3 separate regions of the Homo sapiens genome follow, and all the other regions are linked to region 1. Evidence: chromatin loops called from intact Hi-C (ENCODE). Cell type or tissue: mammary epithelial cell. All regions are shown on one strand. Region 1 overlaps PARD3 (par-3 family cell polarity regulator). Region 2 holds the start of LINC02635 (long intergenic non-protein coding RNA 2635). Region 3 has its middle 16 kb from the start of LINC02635.

Region 1 (8,000 bases):
AAAGGCCCAATGTCATGATGAAATAAAAGAAAACACTTTTCAGGCTGATTAGAGGATACTTGGCAGAACAATGAGCTGCATTATTCCAGAAAGGCAATAGAAGTATCCTGAGAATGGTGACTCGTTTGTTCTAAATCTATATCAACTATTCAAAGTAACTTTGAAAAAGCTTACCTAAAGGAATATGATACAGAGACAGAAAATGACTCGGTTATATATAAATCTTAAGCAATGTTACGCTCCTTACAAAGACCAACAGCAACCAAAAGAAATCAATTCCAGAACTGAAGAGACTGCATTCTAAAATTAACAGAATTTTAATATTCAAATTAAGTTATTTCCTTCCTGTACCTCCATCCTGTCTTTGAAAAGAGTTGTGGAGCGAACAGGGCGTAAAGTAAGCTATGTGAAAAGAAGAAAAACCACAGAGACCAATGCCACAGGAATGCTGAAGCTGCACACAGGGTGTGCCTGGGCAGCCGGCAAGCTGAGGGCAGGGAAGGAGTCTGACCCTCTCCTCCAACCCCATAGCCAGCGAAAAGGCAATACCCTGAGAGGGGCTCCAGAGCATCCCCCAGGAGTGCCCAGCATCCACAGTGATAAGCTGAGTGACCAGGGGGCTCAACTACTTGCAGGGTTCCCAAGGGAGCAAGACCCTGCTCTTCCACATTGCGAATCACACACAGTTCCTGTACAGCCATCTCCTGGAGACATAAGATTCCCAGCTCTCACCAATTATGATAAAAATAAAGTGAGATCCATTCAGTTATCTGCTGGAAGATATAACTAAAGCACTAAATACCACTGCTAATCTGAGTTATGTGAAAAATATATATTTTGGGGTTACACCAATACCTTCAATTAAGCATGTACTAAATTATAACATACAAACTCTAACACTAGAAAAACAATGGCTTTAATATTGTCTAAACAGGCTGGGTGCAGTGGCTCACGCCTGTAATCCTAGAGCTTTGGGAGGCCAAACCAGGCAGATCGCTTGAGTCCAGGAGTTCAAGACCAGCCTGGGCAACATGGTGAGATCCCATCTCTAAAAAAATATAATAATAAAAAACACAAAAATTAGCCAGGCATGGCGCCACGTGCCTGTAGTCCCAGCTACTCCAGAGGCTAAGGTAGGAGGACCACCTGAGCCCAGGGAGTTCAAGGCTGCAGTGAGACATGATGGTGCCACTGCACTCCAGCCTTGTGATAAAGTGAGATCCTGTCTCAAAATATATATTTTTGAGACATATATTTATATATTTTTATATATATACTGTTGTTTTATGTATATATATAGACTGTTTATCTATGTATATATAGATTGTCTAAACAGTAACAAATAAGATTTGCCCGTCACCACACTGTCATTCACTCTTGCTATCTCCAGTGGTTATCGCCTGTACAGAAATCAAATTATAGTTTACCTAGTCCAAGTTTTAATAATAAACTGGCTCAATGCTTCTGCACAAGGTCACTATAAACTATAATCATAGAAAACATCCATGTATGTGTTTTGAGAAATGAGGACTGAAGAACCAGCCTGGCCACTTAATCTCCTGTGACAGCAGGGTAAGATCAGGCTTGATGTTCAGCACGGTACTCCCTGGGGATGTTCCGTCTCACTCTCCAGGGCAGGACACTTTGGGCCTCACACTTCCTGCGCACACTTGCCCCACAATCTTCTTGCCTATGCTCCGAAAGCTGTTGACAGCCTTCATCTCAAAAACATTTAACTTCATATATTTTGCCTCAGCATTTAGAATATCACAAAGCATTTTGTAAGCCACCTTTCAAAACACAGTATCTTCTTTAGAAAGTGAGGCAGAAGGCAGGATATTAGTTTAATATTCCTTTTTGACAAATACATATATTGAACATGATGAAATATTTACCAGTGTAACTATCTGATATCTAAGATTTATTTCAAAATGATGGAATGGAAATAGTGCGAGGGTACAGAAGAAACAAGATTGGCCAAAAATGTGAATTGCTGAAGTTGGGTGACAGGTACATGGAGGTATGTTATTCTCTTAACAATTGTAGTATATTTGAAATTTTCCCTAATGAAAGCATATTTTTACAAAAATATATATATTGGCCAGGCACGGTGGCTTACACCTATAATTCCAGCACTTTGGGAGGCTGAGGTGGGAGATCACCTGAGCTCAGGAGTTCAAGACCAGCCTGGCCAACACGGCAAGAACCCTGTCTCTACTAAAAATATAAAAATTAGCCAAGCATGGTGGCACATGCCTGTAATCCCAGCTACTTGGGAGGCTGCGGCAGGAGAACCTAGGAGGCCTGGGCAACAGAGCGAGGCTCTGTCTGGGGGACAAAAAAGAAATCATATATTGACTTGAAAGGTTAGAGGATGCCTTTGATTTACATGTATCCAGTAAAATCATACGAGAAAAAGGCCACCAATGATGGCTGAAACAGCCAGAGAGACACACAGAAGCAAAGTCACTATGTTTATTATGCATTTCTGATTGCTTTTTTCCTTAAAGAAGCATAGTGCCTTTGACTTCTGTTTCTGACTCCCCAAATTTTAAGGTCACCTCTGATAAGATCATAAACTTCTTTGAGCTCATATCACCAATTATTTCAAACTCTGTTTGAAAAACCAAAATGTATTAGATATCAATCAGATCATAGTAATTAATCTCAGCTTTATGATGTCAGAAGACTTTTAAACTTCCCATTTTCCACAGCTTGTTCCCCGCCTAGGGAAAAAGCTCAATCACTTCATAAATCTGGCATCATTCTAGTACACTGTGTTTTAAAATATGCTCAAGTATTGATCACGGCGATGCAGCGGAGGAACTGCAGGCTTGAGCACACCGCAGGGATGCAGGACCAGGGATGGGGGCACTTCTTTAGGGGACATCTGTAATCGCACTCTGGGCTCACAGTGGAAGGGTGCCGCAGGCTGGGAGCTGGGCTCCTTTCACTTTCCAGTTTGAGTTCTCGTCTACACTTCACTGGTGGATCTGTTACTGATATTAAAACCCAAAGCCACCAGCAGAGAGCACTCAACGAGCACAAGCTTGGTAATTCCTGTTCACTGCAGAGGGAAACAGGAGTGCACATCATTAAAGCAAGAACACATTCTTAATGGAAACTTCGTATGGAGCACAGGGACAGTATATACATAATCCAAAATTCAAATAAACTCAGTGTTCGTGAGAAAATAAGCATGTAATCCTGAAGATTCTATGAAATGCATCCCATATTGTTTAATTATTTATCTCTCAGGGTATTTTTTTTTAAGTCAATGCAGTATGGTTGGAAACTGCATTGTGATCTATGGCTTTCTCCATGCAACTAAAATAGCCTTGCAAGTCATGCCCATTTTTAAAAGCTTATACAAGCACCTACCCTCTTGCAGTGGTGAAGATAGCACTGTAATTTCCCTTCAGTTCTCTTACATAACTAAAGAGTTTTTTGTTTTGTTTATAAGCTCATACATTGGCTAGAAAAAATTATAAACTTGCTGGTAAATTTCTAAACTTGCTAGTAAAAAAATTAAGTTATATATAAGAGGCTGCCCTGTTCTAATCCCAATCAAGTATTTAAAATAATTTTACTATGATCACAGTAAACATAGCACATAGAACTAAAGGAAATACTATAGTGAATATATATAAGCTAAACTGGCTAGTTGTCATTAAACCCAGTAACTAGAAAACTGACCACAAAATATTTTTGTTTTTACTGTTATGTTATATTATTAACTCAGGACAAAGGCAGGGGTGTAGAGGTGAAGAAGAGCTCTGGGGATAGGTCAAGTCAGCTGGGCTGTGCTACCACGGGCAGCAGCAGTCTGCAGGAGAGCCCTGAACATCAGTCTACTGGATGCTGTAGCCCAAGTGACAACAACGTAACTGCGGAGCAAATGCTGGAGCAGTAGAAATGCTAGAGCTTCTAAAATCCGCTCAGTGAGCTGATTAGTTACAAATATGAAGGAAGCATCAGCTCATTCAGTACAAGCAATGGAGCCTAGGAATTAACAGTGAAGACTGGACATAGCTGGAGCAAATGACTTAACCTCTCTCTGCCCGTTTCCCTCATCTGAGAAATGTGAGTAACAAGAGTCCCTTACTCATAGAATTGTTAAAAGGATTGAATGAGTCAAAACTTTGTGTGTGTGTGTGTGTGTGTGTGTGTGTGTGTGTGTGTGTGTGTGACAGAGAGAGAGAGAGAGAGAGACGGAGTCTCACTCTGTCGCCCAGGCTGGAGTGCAGTGGCGTGATCTCAGCTCACTGCATGCTCCAACTCCCAGGTTCAAGCGATTCTCCTGCCTCAGCCTCCTGAGTAGCTGGGGTTACAGATGCCTGCCACTACGCCTGGCTAATTTTTGTATTTTTAGTAGAGATGGGGTTTCACCATGTTGGACCAAGGTGGTCTTGAACTCCTGGCCTCTAGGTGATCCACCTGTCTCGGCCTCCCAAAGTGCTAAGATTCCAGGTGTGAGCCACCACGCCCAGCCCAGTCAAAACTTTTCAAGCTCTCCGAATAGCTCAAGGCATTCAGTCACTGCTAAGTATTCGTTGCCATTCTGATAAGCCAGGATTTTCACAACAGTCCCTACTTCCTCAACTGTGAGGAGTAGTGTTATTCATCGTAAAAATCTACCCTTGGGGGGGCACAATATCTAGTGTCAATCTATCTCAAAAGGGAATGAGGGAATACATGGTGGTTCTCAATCCTGGCTGTATCAGAAACACCTGCGAGCTTTACTAACTACACAACACTCCAACCAAGAACAAGTGAATTAGAAAGAAACTCAGATGACACAATGTCCAGCCAGCTTGGGTAGCTAACACCAGGACTGCAACTGAACAACAAAAGTTACTTTGCAAAAAGGCAGATACTTTACTACACCTAAAACATTATTTGCTTGCTGTGGACTAGTTCTACTGTCTTGAGTGAATGCGTTTGTGTGTTGTTGTTTTTTTAATCCCACGTTCTCAGTCATGTAACAGATAACTGCAGTATCTAAGCATACATGTCTTTAGAATGCCATTTGGTTAAAGTTCTTTCCAGACTTAAGGGAGTGTAAAGGTAATCAATTAGCACCACAAGGATTTCTGCCTAACATGTCTTTTAACCATCAACAGATGCCATATAACTTCCTAAAGCTCTTGGCTATAACTACTTTTATACTTAGAACAAATCGAGTTCATGTTTTACTAAAACAAAAGCTTTGGCCAGGCACGATGGCTCATGCCTGTAACCCCAGCACTTTGGGAGGTGGGTGAATCACCTAAGTTAAGGAGTTCAAGACCAGCGTGGTCAACATGATGAAACTGTGTCTCTATTAAAAACACAAAAAATTAGCCGGGCACAGTGGCTCACGCCTGTAATCCCAACACTTTGGAAGGCCAAGGAGGGTGGATCACCTGAGGTCAGGAATTTGAGACCAGCCTGGCCAACATGGTGAAACCCCATCTCTACTAAAAATACAAAAATTAGCCAGGCGTGGTGGCACACACCCATAATCCCAGCTACTCGGGAGGCTGAGGCAGAATCGCTCGAGCCCAGGAGGCAGAGGTTGCAGTGAGCCAAGATTGTGCCACTGAACTCCAGCCTGGGCGACAGAGTGAGACCCTGTCTCAAAACACACACACACAAACACATACACAATTAGCTGGGCGTGGTGACAGGCACCTGTAGTCCCAGCTACTCAGGAGGCTGAGGCTGAGGAGAATCACTTGAACCTAGGAGGTGGAGGCTACAGTGAACTGAGAATGCACCACTGCACTCCAGTCTGGGCGGCAAGAGTGAACTCCATCTCCAAAAAAAAAAGTGGGGGGAGGCGGGAGCGGGGGTCTTTTCTGTCTCATATGTATAAGGAAAGGCCAGCATTACATCTTTATACTTTCTCCTTTCTGAGCACAGACCTCTGAACTTCTCCTCTGACCACAGAGCCCTCTATTGTCAGCAACTTTCTACCCTTTTCTGTGGACAGGGAATCAAGTCCAGTCTTTGCTTTGCCAATAACCAGCTGGGTAAGCTCAGACAAATAAAAGCTCTGCCTATTCCCCAACCTGTAAAATAAAGGGGAAGTACAAGATCTACAGGCACCACTGCTCTTACCATTACACTATCCTTAGAGCCCACAAAGCATCCATTCCCTCTGCACCCTGTGTGGTGGGGGATTCCATCCTTCCAATATGTTTAAAGACTTTGGCTCAAGAGTCACAAGCTCATAAGCCTATGGGAGCCAGGCAGGTAAATGAGGGACAGGATGAGTGGGTGCCTGCAAGCCTGAGAGCATGAACCCTATCTAAGGAACAGCTGCCACTGGCGGCATACAAGCTTGCTCTGGCCCAGGCTCCCCAGGTCTCAGGAAGCACTGCACGTTCCCACGTTTTATGCAGCATCTTCTCAATTTCTCAGGCTGGCCATGACAGACATCATTAAAACAATGTGTTCTAGCCTTCTCCCTGCAGGCAGGGCAAGCCTCATAGGACCCAAAGTACATCAGTCCTTCCAGACTGCTGACACCTGCAAGCACAAAGAACTACCACCTTGTACTCTGTAGTCAAAATTTATTTAACTGAAGCAAGTCTGAGCACAGCAATGAGAGATTGCTATGTTTATTTTTTTTTTGAACGACAACAACAAAAAAAACAGTCCAAGTTTATATACATAATGATTTATAGGCACTTTGAAGCCTTTAAGGTTTTCTTTCTGCTCCCGGTCTCTCATCTCTCCATTCCCAATCACACACACTGTTGCCAGAATAACATTCCTCCAGCCCTGTTACGAAACCCCGGCCTGCTGGAGAATGAAAAGGTTTCCCTACTGCAGGTGAAACACAAGTATGCAACCCCCTCCCTCCACCACACACACACACACACACGCACGCACGCAGGTGAAACACAAGTATGCAACCCCCTCCCTCCGCCACACACACACACACACACACACACACACCACTTCCATCCAACCCCTCCAGACTCAACCATTACCACATACTGGGCACAGGCCTTTTCAGCACCCGATATCTGACAAGCAACATTCAACATGTCAACCCGGAGACAATACAAGATCCTTGCAATGCATTCTGGATCAACAAGTAGGTATATTAAGTCTAATTTATTAGACTCTAGGCATTTCGAGGCTTCACAGTATGTATGATGAATCTGTAGGCAAGAAAAACACAGAGTAAAAGCCCTTTATTCTCTATTTTCTATCTAGTTAAGAATTTACCAAATTTACCATATGTAATAAAATACTGTTTTTAGAAAACACTCAAATTTAGGCTCTTGAATATTTGACAAAATTATATACTGCTTCAAATACATACAAATATTCTTCAGGAAGCCTGTACATTAAATAGCAAATAAAGTATCTAAAGGATTCTGACGCTAAATGTCATTTCTGAACGTTTTTGTAATTTAGAAAAATAGTCACATTAGCAGCCAGCTAGTCCCACATCTTGAATACTTTCACAGAACTGCAATGACGCAGGGGCACTTCAGGAAAAAAAACACCAAACCTCTCTTCAACCCTGAAATGTGCCCTAACAGATGAATAATAAAAATGGAAAATATGCACCTCAAAGTACTCTCCACTTTAAACTGACACACTTGTGTTTGTCCTAATGCTGCTAATCAGTTTCCAGTAAATATGTCACATTGTTGTCTATTTCTAAGTGCTCCCAATTTGGATGAAGTCATCCCAAGCAGCAGTAAAAGGCTTTTATTGCCCAGCAGAATACAACCATTTCTGTACTTGCCTTTTGTTTCTCATTACCTAGATGTAGCAGTCAAAAAGTCCAAATTTTCAGGAGGTACATTAGTTTTTTAAATGGTTTCTCATATTTAATGTAATATTCTAGGTTTCATATCAGGCAAAATTATCAAGTTAATCTCATGCAGCCATGTACTGCATAACATTTCAGTCAACAACAGACCGCACACAGACAGTGGTCCCATAAGATTGTAATACCGTATTTCTACTGTACCTTTTCTAGGTTCCGATATGTT
Region 2 (8,000 bases), 250 kb after region 1:
AATTGATTTGCTCCAAACTATTATCCAGACCCACAACCCCACCTGGGCTGATTGCCACCAGTTGCTCATGTTCCTCTTTAACACAGATGAAAGGTGGAGAGTGCTCCAAGCAGCAACTAAGTGGCTAGAGGAACATGCACCAGCTGATTACCAAAACCCCCAAGGGTATGTAAGGACCCCGTTACCAGGAACCAACCCCCAGTGGGACCCAAATGAAAGAAAGGATAAGCAAAGGCTAAACTGATACAGGGAAGCTCTCTTGGAAGGATTAAAGAGGGGAGCCCAGAAGGCTACAAACGTTACTAAGGTCTCTGAGGTCATTCAGGGAAAAGAAGAAAGTCCAGCACAATTCTATGAGAGACTGTGTGAGGCCTATCGTATGTATACTCCCTTTGATCCTGATAGCCTTAAAAATCAGTGCATGATTAACATGGCTTTACTTAGTCAAAGCGCAGAAAACATTAGAAGAAAACTGCAGAAACAGGCTGGGTTTGCAGGGATGAACACATCAGTTATTAGAAATAGCTAACCAGGTGTTTGTAAACAGGGATGCAGTAAGCCATAAGGAAAACCGCAAAGAGAATGAATGTCAGGCCCGGCGAAATGCTGACCTGTTAGCTGCAGCAATCAGAGGGGTCCCCACAAAGAGGCAAGGGAAGGGGGGTCCTGGGAAAGAAACTCAGCTTGGCTGTCAGAGTTTGCAGCGTAACCAGTGTGCTTATTGTAAAAAAAAAAAAAAAAAAAAAAAAAGACATTGGAAGAACAAATGCCCTCAGCTAAAAAGAAAACAAGGTGACTCAGAGCAGGAGGCCCCAGACAAGGAGGAAGGGGCCCTGCTCAACCTGGCAGAAGGGTTACTGGACTGAGGGGGACCGGGCTCAAGTGCCCCCAAAGAGCCTATGGTTAGAATGATAGTCGGGGGTAAAGACATTGATTTTCTTTTAGATGCCGGTTCTGAACATTCAGTAGTAACCGCCCCAGTCACCCCCTTATCCAAAAAGACTATTGACATAATCAGAGCCATGGGGGTTTCAGCAAAGCAAGCTTTCTGCTGGCCCCGGACTCGTGCTGTAGGAGGACATAAAGTGATTCATCAGTTTTTGTACATGCCTGACTGTCCCTTGCCCTTGTTGGGAAGGGACTTGCTTAGCAAGCTGAGAGCCACTATCTCTTTTACAGAGCATGGCTCTTTGCTGCTAACATTACCCAGAACGGGAGTCATTATGACCCTTACGGTTCCCCGAGAGGAGGAACGGAGACTTTTCTTAACTGAGCCAAGCCAAGAGATAAGACCAGCTCTGGCTAAGCGGTGGCCAAGAGTATGGGCAGAAGACAACCCTCCAGGGTTGGCAGTCAACCAAGCCCACGTACTTGTAGAAGTTAAGCCTGGGGCCCAGCTGGTTAGGCAAAAACAGTACCCGGTCCCCAGAGAAGCTCTTAAAGGTATCCAGGTCCATCTCAAGCACCTAAAAACTTTTGGAATTATAGTTCCTTGTCATTCTCCATGGAACACTCCCCTCCTGCCTGTTCCCAAGCCAGGGACCAAGGACTACAGGCTGGTACAGGATTTGCGCTTGGTTAATCAAGCTACAGTGACTTTACATCCAACAGTATCTAACCCGTGCACATTGTTGGGGTTGTTGCCAGCTGAGGACAGGTGGTTCACCTGCTTGGACCTGAAAGACGCTTTCTTTAGTATCAGATTAGCCCGTGAGAGCCAGAAGCTGTTTGCCTTTCAGTGGGAAGATCTGGAGTCAGTTATCACTACTCAATACACTTAGACCCGGCTTCCCCAAGGGTTCAAGGACTCCCCCACCATCTTTGGGGAGGCATTGGCTCGAGACCTCCAGGAATTTCCCACCAGACACCTAGGCTGTGTATTGCTCCAGTACGTTGATGACCTTTTGCTGGGACACCCCACAGCAGTTGGGTGCGCCAAGGGAATGGATGCCCTACTCCGGCACCTGGAGGACTGTGGGTATAAGGTGTCCAAGAAAAAAGCTCAGATCTCCCGACAGCAGGTACGTTACTTGGGATTTACTATCCGACAGGGGGAGCGCAGCCTGGGGTCAGAAAGAAAGCAGGTTATTTGCAATCTACTGGAGCCTAAGAGCAGAAGGCAGTTGACAGAATTCTTAGGAGCTGTGGGGTTTTGTAGACTGTGGATCCCAAACTTTGCAGTATTAGCCAAGCCTTTGAGGTCACAAAGAGGGAGGACCGGGAAATTTTTGAATGAGGATCCCAACAACAGCAAGCCTTTCATGAGTTAAAGGAAAAACTTACGTCAGCCCCAGCCCTGGGGCTACCCAATCTGACAAAGCCTTTTACATTGTATGTGTCAGAGAGAGAGAAAAGATGGCAGTTGGAGTTTTAACCCAAACTGTGGGGTCTAAAGGATGGCCCATGTTTGAGGGCCTTGGCAGCAACTGCCCTGCTAGTGAAGAAGCAAATAAGCTGACTCTTGGGCAAAACCTGAACATAAAGGCCCCCCATGCTGTGACTTTAATGAATACTAAAGGACATCATTGGCTAATGAATGCTAGACTCACCAAGTTCCAAAGTTTGCTCTGTGAAAATCCCCATATAACCGCTGAAGTTTGTAACATCCTGAACCCCACCACCTTGCTCCCGGTATCAGAGAGCACTGTCGAGCATGATTGTGTAGAAGTGTTAGACTCAGTTTACTCTAGCAGACCTGACCTCCGGGACCAGCCTTGGGCATCAGTAGACTGGGAACTACACGTGGACGGGAGCAGCTTCATCAACCCACAAGGAGAGAGAGGTGCAGGGTGTGCGGTGGTAACCCTGGACACTGTTGTTGAAGCCAGATCATTGCCCTAGGGCACTTCAGCCCAGAAAGCTGAACTCATTGCTTTAATTCGGGCCTTAGAACTCAGTGAAGGTAAGACTGTAAACGTTTACACTGATTCTCCGTATGCCTTTTTAACCCTTCAAGTGCATGGAACATGATATAAAGAAAAGGGCCTATTGAACTCTGGGGGAAAAGACATAAAATATCAACAAGAAATCTTGCAATTATTAGAAGCAGTATGGAAACCCCACAAGGTGTCAGTTATGCATTGCAGAGGACACCAGCGAGCTTCCACCTTGGTGGGTTTGGGGAATTCCCTCGCTGACCCAGAGGCTCGAAAAGCAGCAACTGCCCCCTTCCGGGCATCAGTCACAGCCCCTCTGCTCCCTCAAGCACCTGATCTTGCACCTACTTATTCTAAAGAAAAGGACTTTCTCCAGGAAGATGGAGGACAAGTGATGCAGGAAGGATGGATTTGGTTACCAGATGGGAGAGTAGCTGTGCCACAGCTGTTAGGAGCTGCAGTTGTACTGGCTGTGCATAAAACCACCCATCTAGGCCAGGAGTCACTTGAAAAGTTGTTAGGCTGGTATTTCTACATCTCACATTTGTCAGCCCCTGCCAAAATAGTGACGCAGCAGTGTGTTACCTGCTGACAGCATAATGCGAGGCAAGGTCCAGCCATTCCACCCGGCATACAGGCTTATGGAGCAGCCCCCTTTGAAGATCTCCAGGTAGATTCCACAGAGATGCCAAAGTGTGGAGGTAACAAGTATTTACTAGTTCTCATGTGTGCCTACTCTGGGTGGGTGGAGGCTTATCCAACATGAACTGAGAAAGCTCGTGAAGTAACCCGTGTGCTTCTTCGAGATCTTATTCCTAGATTTGGACTGCCCTTACGGATCGGCTCAGATAACGGGCCGGCATTTGTGGCTGACTTGATACAGAAGACAGCAAAGGTATTGGGGATCACATGGAAACTGCATGCCGCCTACCAGCCTCAGAATTCCGGAAAGGTGGAGTGGATGAATCGGACTATCAAAAATAGTTTAGGGAAAGTATGTCAGGATACAGGATTAAAATGGATATAGGCTCTCCCTATGGTATTATTTAAAATTAGATGTACCCCTTCTAAAAGAACAGGATATTCCCCTTATAAAATATTAGGCCCCCTCCCATATTGCGGGGACTTCCAGGCACTCCCCGAGAGTTAGGTGAAATTGAGTTACAGTGACAGCTACAGGCTCTAGGAAAAATTGCACAAACAATCTCAGCCTGGGTAAATGAGAGATGCCCTGTTAGCTTATTCTCCCCAGTTTACCCTTTCTCCCCAGGTGATCAAGTATGGATTAAAGACTGGAATGTAGCTTCTTTGTGCCCATGGTGGATAGGACCCCAGATTGTCATCCTGACCACTCTCACCGCTGTGAAGGTAGAAGGAATCCCAGCCTGGATCCACCACAGCCATGTAAAACCTGCAGCGCCTGAAACCTGGGAGGCAAGACCAAGCCCGGACAACCCTTGCAGAGTGACCTTGAAGATGATGACAAGCCCTGCTCCAGTCACACCCAGAAGCTGACTAGTCCATGCACGGCCGAAGCATGAGGAAGCTCATCGTGGAACTCATTTTTCTTAAATTTTGGACTTGTACAGTAAGGACTTCAACTGACCTTCCTCAGACTGAGGTAGGGCAAAAAGTTAAAACAGTCTTTCTGTTTAAAAGGGACTTGTGTGTATAATGCCACCCAGTACAAGGTATGCAGCTCAGGAAGTGACCAGACTCAAGTGTGCTACAACCCAGTAGAACTACTTAATCCCCATTGGAAAACAAGAGAGTATGTAACTCTAGGAGTCAATGGAATTGGACTGGCAGGAAGACCTAGGTAATGTAGGTGGAAGTGAGAACTCCCACTAGTGAGTGAGGTTCTCAAAGGGGAGAATGAGGAGGGAAGCCATTTCTCTTACTGTCTCCTGTCTCTGAAGAACAGGAGGAAGTAAAAGTTGAAAAACAACAGGAAGGAAGTCAGTGGCAAGACCAGCCAGTGCCACTGATGACCTGGCCTGAGGTTAAAAGGTTAACCACCCCCCTCTCCTCTAACCACATGTGCTCTCAATCCATCACGACCCTTTCATGTGGAACCCCTTAGAGTTGTAAGCCCTTAAAAGGGCCAGGAACTCTGTCTTCGGGGAGCTCGGCTCTTAAGATGCGAGTCTGCCAACGCTCCCAGCCAAATAAAAACCTCTTCCTTCTTCAATCCAGTGTCTGAGGAGTTTTGTCTGTGGCCCGTCCTGCTACAGCACAATTGTAGCCCACTGTAACCTCGAATTCCTAGGCTCAAGTGATCCTCCCACCTCAGCCTCCTGAGTAGAGTAGCTAGGATTACAGGCATGTGCCACCATGCCAAGCTAATTTTCTTTAGAGACAAGGTCTTGCTATGTTGCCCAGGGTGGTCTCAAACTCCTGGGCTCTTGGCCTCTCAAAATGTTGGATTTTAGGATTATAAGCATGAACCACTGTACCCGGACTGCTCTTTCTTACAAAAAAAAGTATTTTCCCATTAGAAAATATAGTGAATTTGATAAATACAAAAAAAGGTGGAAAGACCTCTCCCTCTCCCTCTCCCTCCTCTCCCTCTCCATCTCCCCACTCCCTCTCTCTCCACGGTCTCCCTCTGATGCTGAGCCGAAGCTGGACTGTACTGCCGCCATCTCAGCTCACTGCAACCTCCCTGCCTGATTCTCCTGCCTCAGCCTGCCGAGTGCCTGGGATTGCAGGCGCACACCGCCACGCCTGACTGGTTTTCGTATATTTTTGGTGGAGACGGGGTTTTGCTGTGTTGGCCGGGCTGGTCTCCAGCTCCTAACCGTGAGTGATCTGCCAGCCTTGGCCTCCCGAGATGCTGGGATTGCAGACGGCGTCTCGTTCACTTAGTGCTCAATGTTGCCCAGGCTGGAGTGCAGTGGCGTGATCTCGGCTCGCTACAACCTCCACCTCCCAGCCGCCTGCCTTGGCCTCCCAAAGTGCCGAGATTGCAGCCTCTGCCTGGCCGCCACCCCCTCTGGGAAGTGAGGAGCGTCTCTGCCTGGCCGCCCATCGTCTGGGATGTGAGGAGCCCCTCTGCCCAGCTGCCCAGTCTGGGAAGTGAGGAGCGCCTCTTCCCGGCCGCCATCCCATCTAGGAAGTGAGGAGCATCTCGGCCTGGCCGCCCATCGTCTGAGATGTGGGGAGCGCCTCTGCCCCGCCGCCCCGTCTGGGATGTGAGGAGCGCCTCTGCCCGGCCGCGACCCCGTCTGGGAGGTGAGGAGCATCTCTGCCCGGCCGCCCGGTCTGAGAAGTGAGGAGCCCCTCCGCCCGGCAGCCACCCTGTCTGGGAAGTGAGGAGCCCCTCCGCCCAGCAGCTGCCCCATCTGGGAAGTGAGGATCGTCTCTGCCCAGCAGCCGCCCCGTCTGGGAGGTGTACCCAACAGCTCATTGAGAATGGGCCATGATGACGATGGCGGTTTTGTCAAATAGAAAAGGGGGAAATGTGGGGAAAAGATACAGAAATCAGATTGTTGCTGTGTCTGTGTAGAAAGTAGAAGACATGGGAGACTCCATTTTGTTCTGTACTAAGAAAAATTCTTCTGCCTTGGGATGGTGTTAATCTATAACCTTACCCCCAACCCCATGCTCTCTGAAACATGTGCTGTGTCCACTCAGGGTTAAATGGATTAAGGGAGGTGCAAGATGTGCTTTGTTAAACAAATGCTTGAAGGCAGCATACTCATTAAGGGTCATCACCACTCCCTAATCTCAAGTACCCAGGGACACAAACACTGCGGAAGGCCACAGGGTCCTCTGCCTAGGAAAACCAGAGACCCTTGTTCACTTGTTTATCTGCTGACCTTCCCTCCACTATTGTCCTATGACCCTGCCAAATCCCCCTCTGCGAGAAACACCCAAGAATGATCAATAAATACTAAAAAAAAAAAAAAAAAAAGGTGGAAAGAATAAAGTATTGTCTTTTGTCCTGCCCCGCAAAGCCACCACTGTTAACCATTTGCTGTTTCACTTCAGGCTTTGTTTGTAAATGATTTTGTATGGACTCTTTCTGCTATACCACAGTCACCTCTTGGGGCAGAACTAGGGACAGAAAGACAATGGGGCCAGGTGAGGTGGCTCACACCTGTAATCTCAGGAATTTTGGAGGCTGAGGCAGGAGAATCCCTTGAGTTTAGGAGTTCAAGGCCAGGCCGGGCAACATAGTGAAACCCTGTCTCTTTAAAAAATAAAAAAATTAACTGGGCATGGTGGTGGACACCTGTAATTCTGGGGGGCTGAAATGGGAGGATTGCTTGAACCCAGGAGGCCAAGGCTGCAGTGGGTCATGATGGTGCCACTGCACTCCAGCCTGGGCAACAGAGTGAGACCCTGTCTCAGGGAGAAAAAAAAAAAATGGGAAGAAGAGAAGAAAGAAAGAAGCAAATATGTCCAGTGGGTGTGGGACTGATGTGAGCCAGGAGAGGTTAGCTGAGAAAGTCGGTGTTTCATCCATCCTTTTGAGGACCTCTTTTTTTTTTTTTTTTTTTTTTGAGCCCCTAGTACCTGCATTGTGAAAATATAGATGCTAAGATAAAGCCAGGGCTGGGTGTGGTGGCGCATGCCTGTAATCCCAGCTATTCAGGAGGCTGTCAAGAGAATTGCTTGAACCTGGGAGGTGGAGGTTGCAGTGAGCCAAGATCACGCTCCAGCCTGGGTGACAGAGTGAGACTCTGTCTCAAAAAATAAATAAATAAATAAGTAAAAAATAAAAAACTGAGAGCAGAGAAAAAATGAAGGAACTGGCCATTTCAACACTGCGACAGGTGCTAGGACAGACAGTGAGAAAGCACAGCGGGCTGAAGAAGCCCTACAAGGAGGTGGGATCAGAGAGGCCCCTGGGGGAACGGCCCAGAGCTGAGTCGTGATCAGCAGGTGATGGCTGGAGGGGCATTCCTGCAGAAGGGATTGCAGAAGTAGAGATAGTTTAGTGTAGTGGAGCTGGGAAGGGCCAGGTGTGTAATGTACAAGGAATTTTGACTTGATCCCGAGGGTAACGTGAAGCTCTTGAAAGTTCCAAGGCAGGAAATTGACACGATTGGATTTGCACTCTGACAATGACCAAGTCTGGCTGCTGGGGGTAAACCATTAGGAGTAGAGGAGGCGGAG
Region 3 (8,000 bases), 260 kb after region 1:
TCTATTTTATTTTTCACTTCTAAAATTTCTTCTAATTTCTTGTGCTGGTTATCAATGTATTGCCTCTTGCCTCCAAATTCTTCCTTTTAGGCCAGGCATTGTAGCTCACGCGAGTAATCCAGCACTTGAGAGGCCAATGCAGGCAGATCACCTGAGCTCAGGAGTTCGAGACCAGCCTGGCTAACATGGTGAAACCCCGTCTTTACTAAAAATACAAAAATTAACTGGACATGGTGGTGGGCACCTGTAGTTCCAGCTACTTGTGAGGCTGAGGCAGGAGAATCACCTGAACCCAGGAGGCAGAGGTTGCAGTGAGCCGAGATCGTGCCATTGCACTCCAGCCTGGGCAAGAAGAGTGAAACTCCATCTCAAAAACAAAACAAAACAAACTCACCCCTTTCGATACTCTGTGAAAGTGGATCTTGTCCTTTAAGTATTTTTTTCCCATGCTAGCAGACACCAAGGCTTTCTAAGTACAGAATGATGGACAGACACTGCAGGTGAAGGTCCCAGTGTACAGGGCTGGGCAGGCTCTTGCAGAGTGCATAGCTTTTCTCGTGCAGGCTTCTGCAGTGAGTGCAGCTTCCTCAGCACCCAGCTCCAGCAATGGACCCAGTACTCCCTCCCCTGGCACTTTTGTAGTAGAGCATCTCATCTCTAGTGATGTCCTTTCCTGTGGACAGCTTTCCCCAGCACCCTAAAGGGCAGTGTATTAGTCTGTTTTCACACTGCTGATAAAGACATACTTGAGACCGGGCAATTTACAAAAGAAAGAGATTTAATGGACTTACAGTTCCATGTGGCTGGGGAGGCCTTACAATAACGGCAGAAGGCAAAAGGCACGTCTCACGTGGCGGCAGACAATAGAAGAGGGCTTATGCAGGGGAACTCCTCTTTTTAAAACCATCATATCTCGTAAGACTTATTCACTGTCACAAGAACACCATGGGAAAAGACCTGCCTCCATGATTCCATTACCTCCCACTGGGTCCCTCCCACAACATGTGGGAATTCAAGATGAGATTTGGGTGGGGACACAGCCAAATCATATCAGGCAGATTTCCAGCAGTTCCACCAGTGCAGCAGCTCAGCAACTTCTCTGCCTTCCAGTGAGCCAGAGCTGTCCATGGCCTCTCAACAGGGTCAGAATCTGAGCCCTGGGCGTGGGCTAAGGTGCTCAATCTCAGCCCTGGAGTTAGCGACTGCTCTTCAAATCTGCCAGCTCTATATTTTTTTTAGAGGCATTTACTTCATACTAGTCAATCCCTTGCTACTCTAATGATTTGGTTTTTTTGTTGTTGTTTTTTTTTTGGAGATGGAGTTTCGATCTTGTTATCTAGGCTGCAGTGCAGTGGCACAATCTCGGCTCACTGCAACCTCCACCTCCTGGGTTCAAACAATTCTCCTGCCTCAGACTCCCGAGTAGCTGGGATTACAGGTGCCCACCACCACGCCCTGCTAATTTTTTGTATTTTTAGTAAAGACGGGGTTTCACCACGTTGGCCAGGCTAGCCAGGCTGGTCTTGAACTCCTGACCTCAGGTGATCCACCCACCTCAGCCTCCCAAAGTGCTGGGATTACAGACGTGAGCCACTGCACCCAGCTCTAATCCTTTTCTAATCCTTTGTTATAGTAATTTTTTTTTTCTTTAGACAAGGTCTCTCTCTGTCACCCAGGCTTGAGTGCAGTGGTATGATCATGGCTCACTACAGCCTTGACCGGGCTCAATCAATCCACTCACCTCAGCCTCCTGAGTAGCTGGGATGACAGCCATACATCACCTGACCTGGCTAATTTTTGTATTTTTTTGTGGAGATGAGGAGTTGCCATGTTTCTCAGGGTGGTCACAAACTCCTCAGCTCAAGCGCTCCTCCTGCATTGGCCTTCCAAAGTGCTGGAATTACAGGTGTGAGCCACCGTGCCTGGCCAATAATTATTTATATTAAGTATCCCTGTTTAAATTACAATGTGTTTTCTCTCTTGTATTTGGACCTAGGCAGATATAATATTTTTTTTCAAATATGCAATGTCACTTTTTTCTTCCCCCTGAAACAGGGTCTCACTCTGTCCCCCAGGCTGGAGTGCAGTTATAGCTCACTGCAGCCTCAAATTTCTGGGTTCAAGTGAGCCTCCCACCTTAGCCTCTCAAAATGCTGGGATAACAGGAGTGAGTCACTATGCTCAGCTAATTTTAAAAACATTTTTTGACCTGGCGTGGTGGCTCGTGCCTGTAATCCGAGCACTTTGGGAGGCCGAGGCGGGCAGATTACTTAAGGTCAGGAGTTCGAGACCAGTCTGGTCGACATGGTGAAACCCCATCACTACTAAAAATACAAAAATTAGCCAGGCATGGTGGTGTGACCCTGTAATCCCAGCTACTTGGGGTACTGAGACACAAGAATTGATTGAACCTGGAAGGTGAAGGTTGCAGTGAGCCAAGATCACGCCATTGCATTCCAGCCTGAATGATGAGACTCTGTCTCAAAAAAAAAAAAAAAAAAAAAAAAAAAAAAACAATTTCTGCAGAGACAGAGTCTCACTATGTTGCTGAGGCTGGCCTTGAACACCTGGGTTGAAGTGATTCTCCTGTTTTAGCCTCCAAAATTGCTGGGATTATAGGCCTGAGCCACTGTGCCCAGCCCAGTGTAACTTTTTATAGTTATAGTTCCTTCCTGAAAATGTTGGTTTCCAGCTCCATGACATAATAGGCATAGTGAGTTTACAGTTTGTAACTAGTAGTTGCACTATCAGGAGTAGCTGTGAGTCTGTCCCTACTGTCTGCTGATACTGATTCTCATTATTTGGTCTTGTTTCCTCAAGCAGTAAATTGGATCTGATTTTGTGTTGGTCATTACAGTTTTTTTTTGTTTGTTTGTTTGTTTTTTTTTGAGACAGAGCTTTGCTCTGTAGCCCAGGCTGGAGTGTAGTGGCGTGATCTCGGCTCACTGAAACCTCCATCTCCCGGGTCCCAGCTCAAGCGATTCTCCTGCCTCAGCCTCCTGAGTAGCTGGGATTACAGGCACGTACCACCATGCCCAGCGAATTTTTGTATTTTAGTAGAAACAGGGTTTTACAATGTTGGCCAGGCTGGTCTCCAACTCCTGGCCTCAAGTGATCCACCCACCTCAGCCTCGCAAAGTGCTGGGATTACAGGCATGAGCCACCACACCTGGCTAATTCTCTATTTAATCCTATCTAGACAGCGAGTTACTTGAGGGCAAGTAACTCTTTGTATCCGTGGTGTCTATCATGGTGCCTTGCACCTAGGAGACATCCAATAACTGCTATGTGAATGAAGGAATGGTTAAGAAAGGATTTATTCTGATTTCTTAAATTTTGACATTTCCTCCAAAAAGGTGATCTTATCTTTGGGAGCAAGAGTTCAATCTGTTTTTCAAGGACTGAATCTTAAGGATTGAACCTACAGAGCCTGCTCAGGCTTGCCGTAGATGCTTTTCTTCTGCTTTCTCATAGAGCTAATCTCTGCTTCACAGAGAGCTTTTCTTTCCAGGTATTCATGTTTCAACAAGTCAGGAAGCAAATGATTTGACGTTAATTTGGTGTCAAAAAGAAGTCAGCCCAGGATCCCAAAAATAGGTTTTAAAAAATCAATGCATGGAGATCAATTTACTTTAAAATACTGTAACTTTCTTTAAGATACTTTGGCAAGGATAATGTGATGTATGTAGGCATGCCTGCATATGTGTGTGTGTGTATGTTCATTTAAGATACACTTCAGGGAAGTCAATGTCTTTAATCAGGAACTTGCTCTTCAAGAGTGGTCAGCTAACATTTCACCTTAAGGCTGCACAGCAGAGTCAGCTACCACAAAGGCTTCACTGTACATACGTTGATCAATAGGAGTGGGGTTTTAGCAGCAAAATGAATGTCATAAATCGGTTTCATTTGTAAAATTAGTGGCTTGCTAAACAGTATGATGAATGTCAGAAATGGGCTCCTTTCCTACAAAGAAAACACCAAGCCCAGTTAGTTTCACAGGCAAGTCAACTTTTTTGAAAAATGTCATTCTAATTTTATAGATTTTCCTAGAGAGTAGAGAAAAAAAGATTACTTCCCAACTCATTTCATGAGGCCCATATAAATTCCATTAAAATAATTAGTATCCTTTAAAATCAGGAAGAAGACCAAGATCACCATGTCTATTCCATATATTTCGGCCAATACAAGGAAAACAAATTCAAGTCAAAGGCCTGAAAGGGAGGAAATAAAACTGTAATTATTTTGTGATTGTATGAATCCTCTCCTAGAAGACTGAATATATAAAGGAGAGAGTTTAGCAAGATGATAAACAGAAGATCCACATATAATATGCGACAATGCATTCTATTCACCAGCAACAGTATTACTTCTTTACTATTTATTTCATTTATTTTACACTGGCATTTCCTCTCTTTAATGTTGTTTTTTGTTTTTTTGTTTTTTTGCTGATGTGATCACATCCTCCTTTATTTTACCTTTCCTACTTGTTATTTTGGTGAGTGGCCAGCAAGTTGCTTTCCAGCTGGAAAGATGGATGGTGAGGGACCACTTAGTGATGCTGAGGAACTGACCCTGACTCCCGCTCTCACTCCAAAGATGTGGCCTTCCTGGCTCTAAAATTGACTCAAGAAATGCAGACCCCCAAAATTAGATTTTAAATGTTCTCACCACAAAGATCTGGGCATGGTGGCTCATGCCTGTAATCCCAGCACTTTGGGAGGCCAAGGCAGGCAGATCACTTGAGGTCAGGAGTTCAAGACCAGCCTGGGTAATATAATGAAACCCTGTCTCTACTAAAAATACAAAAATTAGCCGGGTGTGGTGGCACATGCCTGTAATCCCAGCTACTCGGGAAGCTGAGGTGGAAGGATCGCTTGAACCTGGGAGGCAGAGGTTGCAGTGAGTCTACATAGCGCCACTGCACTCCAGCCTGGGCGGAGAGCGAGATCTGTCTCAGAAAAAAAAACGTTCTCACCACAAAGGAATGACAGTATGTGAGGTGATAGATATGTTCATTAGCTTGATTTAATCAGTCCACATCATCAACATGTATCAAATCACATTGTACTCCACGAATACATACAATTATTACTTGTCAATTAAAATTAAAATTAGGGGCCCAGCATGGTGGCTCACACCTGTAATCCCAGCACTTTGGGAGGCTGAGGTGGGCAGATCACGAGGTCAGGAGATCAAGACCCTCCTGGCTAACACGGTGAAACCCCGTCTCTACTAAAATACAAAAATTAGTCGGGCATGGAGGCGGGCACCTGTAGTCCCAGCTACTCAGGAGGCTAAGGCAGGAGAATCACTTGAACCCGGGAGGCGGAGGTTGCAGTGAGCCAAAATCGTGCCACTGCACTTCAGCCTGGGCAACAGAGCAAAACTCCATCTCAAAAAAAAAAAAAAAAAATTAAAAATTAAATAAAATAAGATTAGGTCAGGTTCTATGGCTCCTGTCTGTAATCCCAGTGCTTTGGTTGGTTGGTTGGTTGGTTGGTTGGTTGGTTGGTTGGTTGATTTATTTGTTTATTTATTTATTTATTTATTTATTTTCGAGACAGAGTTTTCCTCTTGTCGCCCAGGCTGGAGTCCAATGGTGGGATCTTGGCTCACTGCAACTTCTGCCTCCTGGGTTCAAGTAATTCTCCTGCCTCAGCCTCCCGAGTAGCTGGGATTACAGGCAAGTGCTACTACACCCTGCTAATTTTGTATTTTTAGTAGAGACAGGGTGACAGGGTTTCACCATGTTGGCCAGGCTGGTCTTGAACTCCTGACCTCAGGTGATCTGCCTGTCTCAGCCTCCCAAAGTGCTGGGATTACAGGTATGAGCTACCGAACCTGGCCTATAATCCCAGGGCTTTAGGAAGCCCAGGCAGAAAAAATACTTGAGGCCAGGAGTTGAAAACCAGCCTGGGCAACATAGCAAGACCCCATCTTTACAAAAAATTTTATAATTGGCCAAGTATGGTGGCACATGCCTGTGGTCCCAGCTACTCAGAGGTTCAGGCAGGAGGACTGTTTGAGCCCAGGAGTTTGAGGCTGCAGTGAACTATGATCATGCCACTGCACTCCAGCCTGGGTGACAGAGGGAGACCCTGTCTCTAAAAAAAAATGAAATAAAAACAAATTAAAATTTAAAGACCCTCATAACTAGTTAGATGGTACATTTAAACCTAAATAGATTAATACTTTTATTAAACATTAATGTCATAAATACTCCAATAAAAAGACAGATTGTCACACACATATACACACACACATACAAACACACACACACACACACAAACAAGCAGCTCCTCATGTTTGTATCCATTCATTACATGGAAGTATTAAGGTCATTTATATAAATTTTTCCTGAACAGAATGCAAGTTCTAAAAAATAAAGGTCTGTTAAACACCCTAGAATTAAACCTCTCAAATCAGGCAAGATTCTATCAGCACCAAAAAACACATATTTTTTAGTCCTGCATGATATCTTTAATTTATTAAGCTGTGTCCTTGGCTAAAGAAATCAAGAATTTCCAGTGTATGGATGTGGAAATTGGAAGTGGGGATGGAGCAAGGAATGGGTGTGTCATTCTGTCATTCCTTAACAGACCTGAAAAATGCAAAGTTCTTATGTAATTTTCCATATCAGTAATGATTCCATTCTATACTGGATACACATAAACAAATATTTCTCTACCATTACCTGTGAAAAGAAAAAAGCACAGTATGAAATATTTCTGTTCACCAAGACACTCCATTACTTGGCCTGTAAGATAATATCTTAAGAATGCTGTAACTATCCTTCTGCTCCCTTACCCAGTATTGCAACACACACACACACACACACACACACACACACACACACACACACTCATTACTCATCACGGCAATCTTGTGGTCTTCTTTCTGATTACTTATCATTTGATTAGAGTTCTTCTGGAATATTTTCATCAAACAGAAGTAGGTATAGGATTTATTTTCTAAATCTTGTGTAATTTTGAATATATTTCTTTTACCTTAACAGTTATATAGGCTGAGCGCAGTAGCTCACGCCTGTAATCCCAGCACTGAGGGAGGCTGAGGCAGGCAGATCACTTTAGGTCAGGAGTTCAAGACTAGCCTGGCCAAAGTGCTGGGATTACAGGCATGAGCCACCGCGCCCAGCTCACCAGGATATTCCTTAAGTGTTTTATTAATCCAGATTGGAATTTGGTGAATTCTTTCACTTCGAATACTCAATTTCTTTTTAGTACGTATGATTTATTATTATTATTATTGGTTTGGTTTAATTACAGCTTCTCTTCTACTTTTCTTTTTAAAAAACCTTTCTAGGCATTTTATTGTTTACATGTAAGATTGTCTGAATCCAGACTTCAAATACTTTGTCAGTTTCTTCAATATTTCCATCTGCTTGTAATTTTGTTTTATGTTTTGAGATTTTTCTCTCACTGAATCTCCTGGGCCACTAATTTAGCCTGCAACTATCCTCTTCTTCAGTCATCAACTGAAATTTAAAATGAAAAACTCGTGTTTCTTATTTCTTTTTCTTTTTCTTTTTTTTGAGACAGTCTCGCTCTGTCGCCCAGGCTGGAGTGCAGTGGCACGATCTCGGCTCACTGCAACCTCCGCCTCCTGGGTTCAAGTGATTCTCCCGCCTCAGCCTCCTGAGTAGCTGGGACTACAGGCACGTGCCACCACGCCCGGCTAATTTTTTGTACTTTTAGTAGAAATGGGGTTTCACCATGTTGGCCAGGATGGTCTCGATCTCCTCACCTCATGATCTGCCCACCTGGGCCTCCCAAAGTGCTGGGATTACAGGCATGACCTACCGAGCCGGGCCTTGTTTCTTATTTCCACAAAGTATTTTATGCTGTAATAGAATCTCTTCTATTTTGGCTGGGCACAGTGGCTCACAACTGTAATCCCAGCACTTTGGGAGGCTGAGGGAGGTGGATCACTTGAGGTCAGGAGTTCGAGACCAGCCTGGCCAACATGGTGAAATCATCTCT

Evidence for each region. Hi-C counts contacts between places; a loop is a spot of excess contacts. Peaks named below come from ENCODE experiments on the same cell type or tissue, not always from the same donor. Only the 100,000 strongest peaks of a DNase experiment are listed, where the experiment ranks them.
Region 2: it touches region 1 in a loop (9-fold over the local background); 18 of 110 quality-filtered maps call a loop at or near these places.
Region 3: it touches region 1 in a loop (8-fold over the local background); 9 of 110 quality-filtered maps call a loop at or near these places.

The regions. Positions count from the first base shown.
Region 1 is chr10:34,720,963-34,728,962 of GRCh38, forward strand. All of the region lies in intron 1 of PARD3 (par-3 family cell polarity regulator), which reads right to left. Among named protein-coding and RNA genes, the nearest start is that of PARD3, 90 kb to the right of the region's middle. In mammary epithelial cell, CTCF peaks have their summits at 676 (motif pointing left) and 3,029 (motif pointing right); DNase peaks (open chromatin) are centred at 439, 3,019 and 4,089; H3K27ac peaks cover 1,147 bases.
Region 2 is chr10:34,970,512-34,978,511 of GRCh38, forward strand. It overlaps LINC02635 (long intergenic non-protein coding RNA 2635), which reads left to right and starts at 2,507. Exons shown (of 2, transcript XR_001747419.1): 1 at 2,507-3,577; 2 at 3,662-5,067. In mammary epithelial cell, a CTCF peak has its summit at 4,065; DNase peaks (open chromatin) are centred at 2,810 and 3,440; H3K4me3 peaks cover 539 bases; H3K27ac peaks cover 672 bases.
Region 3 is chr10:34,985,422-34,993,421 of GRCh38, forward strand. No RefSeq gene overlaps it. Among named protein-coding and RNA genes, the nearest start is that of LINC02635, 16 kb to the left of the region's middle. In mammary epithelial cell, a CTCF peak has its summit at 626; DNase peaks (open chromatin) are centred at 3,460 and 6,840; H3K27ac peaks cover 2,968 bases.